2 separate regions of the Homo sapiens genome follow, and region 1 is linked to region 2. The links are chromatin loops, found by intact Hi-C in ENCODE. Cell type or tissue: ovary. All regions are shown on one strand. Links, peaks and the distances in the headings refer to the core of each region. The heading gives the core; the rest is flanking DNA. Region 1 overlaps NR2F2-AS1 (NR2F2 antisense RNA 1). Region 2 has its middle 400 kb from the start of NR2F2-AS1.

Region 1 (2,909 bases), core at 111-2,610, 390 kb after region 2:
GTGTGCTGCGGGTGATGGATGAGACTGTTGTCTATCTGAATGGAAACCTGCTTTCATAGGAAGGGTGGAGGTGGGAGAGGACCAGTGAAGGGCAGAGCTCTAAAATTCTGGCAACTAGAGTGAATATACCCTTTCCTCCTTTCATCCTTCTTCCTTTGCTCCCTCCCTCCCTCGCTTCCTTTTTGCTACGTCTCTTTTTGGTAGATCACTGTAGTTAACCTTCGTTCTGGCCAAGACCAAGAAGGGTTAATGGACACCCGGCTCCTGACACCTTCCAGGTCAGCTTGGCTTGCGAACTTCCAACGCAGGAATTGGAGGATTACCGGGGAAGGAATGCGAGGTACCCGATAGCCTCACACCTGAACACGGTCGCTTCAATCCACTGGGATTCATTTAAAAAAAAAAAAAAAAGAAATTCTCTTCTGGAAAATGGTTAATTGGATCTGCAGCTACATTTCCTGTTGCACCGAAGAGCCAAGCAGGGCAGCCTGGATTGGATCCCTCAAGCTGCCAAGAAAATCGAGCAATTGGGGGGTGGTGGTGGGGGGGGGGTGAACCTTTCTAAATAAATAAACAAACGTAGGTAGCTATCAGTTGCTTTAGGGAGCGCAGATATTTAGGAAAAGGCCAGGAGCGGGAAAAGGAAGAAGAAACGAAAAAGATTCTCCCCTTTTCTTACCTTTTGCCCCTCCTTTCCCCTCCCGAAATTTGCGCCTACTTGATTATTTGCAGCTGTTTCGAACCTCAAGGTTTGTTCACAGTAGCGAGAGAGACTTGCGCTTGGAGAAGTGAAAAGCCATTTTCGCGCCAGGGCTTCGCTGCTTGAGTTTGGGGGTTTTGCTCTCCCTCCCAGCAAACTCCCCTCAAAGCCTTGCTAACTTCGTCAAGCCCTGCCAGCCTTTACTCCTTGGCCACTTGGGTTCGCAGTACCCAGCCAAGGGCCCCGGGCGGGTTTCCATCGCTGGGGGTGGCCTGGTACCCCCAAAGCTGAGTTCCCGCCTAGGAGAGGACGCTGACGTCCTGGGGCTTCCTCGGTGCCTGTCACCCAGCCCCCTGCCTTCCTCCTCGGCCTCAGATGTCGTCCCACCTGCCCACGAGCAGGGAACCTGGAACCCACTCTCCCGGCAGTCCCCAGCGGGTTCCGCCACCCGGCGGCCGCCCCTGACACCGAGTGGGTGGGAGGAAGAGGCAGCTGGCGGGGATGGGCCATTGAGACCTCTTGAAAAATATTAAAAGACAGGATGGGTAGAGATTTCTCCGGGAGAAAGTTCGAGGGTGCATCGGGTCGCGGCTGGGAGGAGTACCCGAAATGCCAGCAGGAGAAATGCAACCTGTTTAGGCCACACCTTCAATCCCCGAGGCTGTCTGGAGAGACTGCGTGCGGGGGACTTGCCGGCGTTCCCACACCGCGCCTGCAATCCACTCCCGCGGCTGCCTGGCCTCTGCCACTCGCGGCTTGAAGCCAGTGGCTCTCAAGCCCTCGGCCCCGCGGCGGCCCGCGCAGCCTTCACCCGGCGCCGGCACCACGAAGCCTGGCCGCAGTGGACTCCCCGCAGCTCGCTGCGCCCTGGCGTCTCCCGTCGAGGAGGGAGGGACGGAGGCCTGAGCCGGGAGCTCCCTGGCGGTGGTCGGGCCGCCCCCCTTGAGGCCTGCTCCCCCCTCTCGGCCTCGCCAAATCCCTGAAAGCCCAGTCCCCCTTCGTCACCCCGGGGGCTTCTAATCACTCGGTATCGATTTCCCTAACTCTTTTCATCCTGTTGAAGACACATCTTAAAACACTCCAGCCCGGAGTGTGCTCTGGGCTTTATCCACACTAATAAAATGATTTACCCTTCTCTCCGCGCTCTCCTCACAGAGGAAAATCGTTCGAGCCCCGGCTATTTGTGTGTGATCAGTAAATATTTAGTGCGCTGACATCCTTAGCTGGGCTTCGGATCGATTCGGGGCCCACCGGGAGGTGCGCACGGTCCGGGCGGGGCCGCGCCGAGCTCGCCGAGGGGGCTCCTCCCGCCCTCGCCGCCGGCCGCTGATTTACGGCCCCTGCAACCAGCTAAGGGGGGCGAAAGCGCGCCTGGAAAATTGGCTTTTCAACCTTTTACTTTTGACATTCAGCCACTTCCCCAGGCTCTAATTCTCGCCCGCACTCCTCCCTCCCGCCCTACTAAGGGTTGCCCTGTGCGCCCTGCGAGCCCTTCCAGCAGCAACGCGCGGCGCTCGCGCCCCCTCGGCCCGGGGACCACCTATCACAGCCCTGAGCCGCGACGCGGGGAGGCCCCGGCCCCTGCTATGGGGGTCGCCTCCTTCGAGGAGAGATGCTCTCCGCCCGCCCACACCTCTGAGGGAGGAGAGGGGGTGGAGAAGCCCAGAGCTGCATCTGCTGGATGACGAGCCGCTCTCCCTGCTACCCTTTCTCCGACCCGTCGGCCTTTCTCCTACTCTGGAGACTGATCCTCGACGTCCATCGGGCCGGATGGCGTCGGGTGGAAGCGTTACTTTCCTCGCAGAAAAACTCCTCCTCTTTCCTAAGATCAGAAAAAGCGCTTAGCTTGGAATTGTTAGGTGGAGGCCTCCTGCCCTGATAGTGGCTGTGAGAGGGCTGCGGCCGTGACACCGTCTGTGTCCCCTGGCCCTCCTGGCCTTCCCCGGGCGCAGACGATTTCATTATTGCAGGGCCGCACCGTGGACCTGGAGTAGGGCACTGCGGGGTCCCGCTGCGTCCTACGGGAGCGCTACCTCGGTCTGCTACGTTGCCCGAGTAAGATGTGAGGAATCCCGACCCTCGGACTCCACTACTCTTGGGCCGGGGCTTCGGGCCTGAAAGTCTCCGGCAATGTCGCCCACCTGTTAGCGAGCTTGTTCCCCTCTCACCTGGGGCCCGGGCCTTTGCAATTCCCCTGGGGCCCAAGAAG
Region 2 (2,909 bases), core at 184-2,683:
GTTATTTTTAAATAGATATTTTTTGTTGAAATAAAAGAACTCCTAACAAATTAGTGCTTTTAAAAGAAACTATTTCATATTGTGTTCTTTTCAGGTACTCCTCTAAAAATATAGCTTTCTACTGCTTCTATAGGCAACTGAATTGTAGGAGCATTGTTTGCATGTATTTTCAGTAGGTTTGGCATGTGATTAAGTCTACCTGCTTTTCATTCATTCATTTATGCATTTGCTCAATAAACACACTAAGTCCAGACTATGCCCTTGCTTTGAGGATACTAATATATTTAAAAGGGTACATCTGCCTACAGACTCATGAGTACGGGGTGAAATTTGGATTAATATTTTTATCAAATAATTACAATTTAATATTGTAAGTGTGTATCTCATACAAGAGATGAGGGTACATAGAAAAAAAATTTAACATAAAATTTTGAGTTGTTCCCCCTCTGTGGAACAATGGTATGTGTAAAGATTTTGACAATTACACAGGTTCTTTATTTGAGAAGATTCTACTGTTTCATTACCTGCAGATGTTGTTTAACAACATGAAAGAGTTGCCTATTTTTGACATGCTGTGTAACATATAACAATAAAAGATTTTAGTAAATAAGCATATTGCCGTACTATAGGACATGAAATGCCTCTTAGCACTGATGGGAAATAAAGTCCCTCTGCCTCTCCCCCAGGAGAGATAACACGCCAACGTTTTGGCAAACGCTTTCAGTACAGATGCATATTGTGTGTCTTTATCCATAATGGACACTTGTACTTTAATTTTTATCCCCCACATCCCTTCTATTATTGAAATGCTGAAACAAAATGTCCGCAGCTTTGAGAGTAAATCCGCAGCATTTAGATTTCACATGGATTGCTCCTCTTTTCTTCACTTTGTATTTGAACTGATGATTTCTTACCTCTAAGGACACGCTGTTTTGGCCACCACTTATCTTGTCTCCTGATAAGCTGGCCCATTTAGGGTTGTCCTAGAAAGGCTTTTTCAGTCCCGAATCTTATGATTATCACACACTGTGGAATTTTGATCTAAACATTGTGAGTGTTCAGAATATCGAAAAGTCACCAAGAAGCCCCACTCTCTCCAACAAGATGACCTGCAAGGGCGGCTTGATAGGAAAGCTGAGCCCAGCTCTCAGAGAATAAGCAGGGGTGTGGGGGCAGCCTGGGAGTTGGGATCAGCCTCTAGACCTTGAAGTGCAGCAGCTGTGCGTTGTCTTTGAGGCTGAGGATCAAGCAGAGAATATGAGATAGGCAAACGTTGGCTTAAACTTTCTTCTCTCTTTGATTGTCCTTGGACATCTGCCTCATCTCCTGTCAAGAATGTTTGGCAGCTGTTAGCTCAGAATAACACAGTTCTGCTGCCCCAGCCGCTACCCCAGTCTTCTAATACTTTAAGCCAACTAGTCTCCGTTATATGCCTGGCCTGATACACAACTATGCTAATGCCTTGAGCTAACTAGCTTTCTATCAAGCCATGGAAAACACAGGGAGAGAGTCTTTGGTTTATTTTCCTCACGTGCTAATTGGCTTTAATTGTTGGCCAATTGGATTTCAAGTTCAGAAAAGACTGGACTACACAAAGACAAGTGTTAACTTAAGACCGTGGGAGAAGCAAGCCAGCCCTTTTGGTCTTTAATGTAGTAGACTTTATGCAGATGCACATGTCTCCCGGCCGTGGGGGTCCAGGGGAGAATGCTGTGGGACCATCATGATGGTTTCTTAAAATCCGTAATTTTCCCCATAGGCCAAATACCAAGCACGGGGACCACCTAACCAGAAGTTGGGGGTGAATATATTTAGCATTTTTAGCACCCATTATACCTCATGTTTTTATTGTAATGACCTTCTCTCTGTCACTAAGAAACTATCATTGTGAGAAGAGAAAGTGCTGAGTTGCAAATATTTAAAATGGACATGTTTGTATCTAATCTGGGAGACTAATATGCCATGATAATAAAAATGTAGATTTATTTCACCCACAGTCCTAATGTCACATTCATGGGTATTCATGTACGGCAAAACAGAAGTGTCAGAACTGGTCCCCTGAATACCTGTGCTTTTCAAATAAAGTACAAACAAGTCACAGTAGTCAACTACAAGGGGCATCAGGACACTATATTATTAATAGCTTTGAATTATTTCCAATAATGGTCATAGGTTCGTTCTGGGGGCTGCTGTGACTTAGAATTGCCATCGATATGGGATGATATTACAGAATGGTGACTTACTGCCCATTCTCCCAAAGTGTCCCTCCAAGAGATTACCCCAGTGCTAATTCCCCAAATTCTCTTTTTCTATATTGGGCCTGAAATGTATCTACAAACACAAATGGTTCTACTGCTTTGATGGAATTGACCAGTCAGTCAGTCTAACACCTGTCAATTCGGTCACAGGGTTTTTGACATTTTTGACTGAATTGACCAGGTGCTAGACTAAACCCACCGGTTGATTTCATCAAAAATTGTCAAACCAGTTTTGTGATTGGACAAAGCCAGAATCAACACCCTCACTGGTATTCCTCCCTGTGCCTTGTTAACACCCTTGTTTCCTCATTTTTCTGGCTCTAGATGCCAAAACACCTTGAATTTACATATATCCATATGTACCTGTATATGTGAGGATCTCTTCTAATTAACCATTGTTAAATTTGTAATTTATAAATGGTATAGTGCATAGTAAATCATCCCTTTGTATAGCTCTAGTTCCAAATAAGATAATTTAATCACCTATTAATTTATTTCACTAGCACTTTTCATTTCTAGCCCTGACATAATAGAGAGTGTGGTAAGTGCAGAATCATCACTGCTTGGCAGGCCAGACAAATGATTCCAGGCTATGTGAAGTAGCTTCTGGAGAAAGCTTTTCTCTCTTCCACTGCCCTAAGACTTACCAAG

Evidence for each region. Peaks named below come from ENCODE experiments on the same cell type or tissue, not always from the same donor. Only the 100,000 strongest peaks of a DNase experiment are listed, where the experiment ranks them.
Region 1: it touches region 2 in a loop (6-fold over the local background); 10 of 110 quality-filtered maps call a loop at or near these places.

The regions. Positions count from the first base shown.
Region 1 is chr15:96,320,709-96,323,617 of GRCh38, forward strand. All of the region lies in intron 1 of NR2F2-AS1 (NR2F2 antisense RNA 1), which reads right to left. Among named protein-coding and RNA genes, the nearest start is that of NR2F2-AS1, 5.0 kb to the right of the region's middle. In ovary, for the core only: a CTCF peak has its summit at 1,330; DNase peaks (open chromatin) are centred at 813, 1,223, 1,493 and 2,083; H3K4me3 peaks cover 2,500 bases; H3K27ac peaks cover 2,500 bases.
Region 2 is chr15:95,929,910-95,932,818 of GRCh38, forward strand. No RefSeq gene overlaps it. Among named protein-coding and RNA genes, the nearest start is that of NR2F2-AS1, 400 kb to the right of the region's middle. RefSeq lists a cis regulatory region at 1,125-1,238. In ovary, for the core only: no CTCF peak of the experiment used is centred there; a DNase peak (open chromatin) is centred at 1,194; H3K27ac peaks cover 2,263 bases.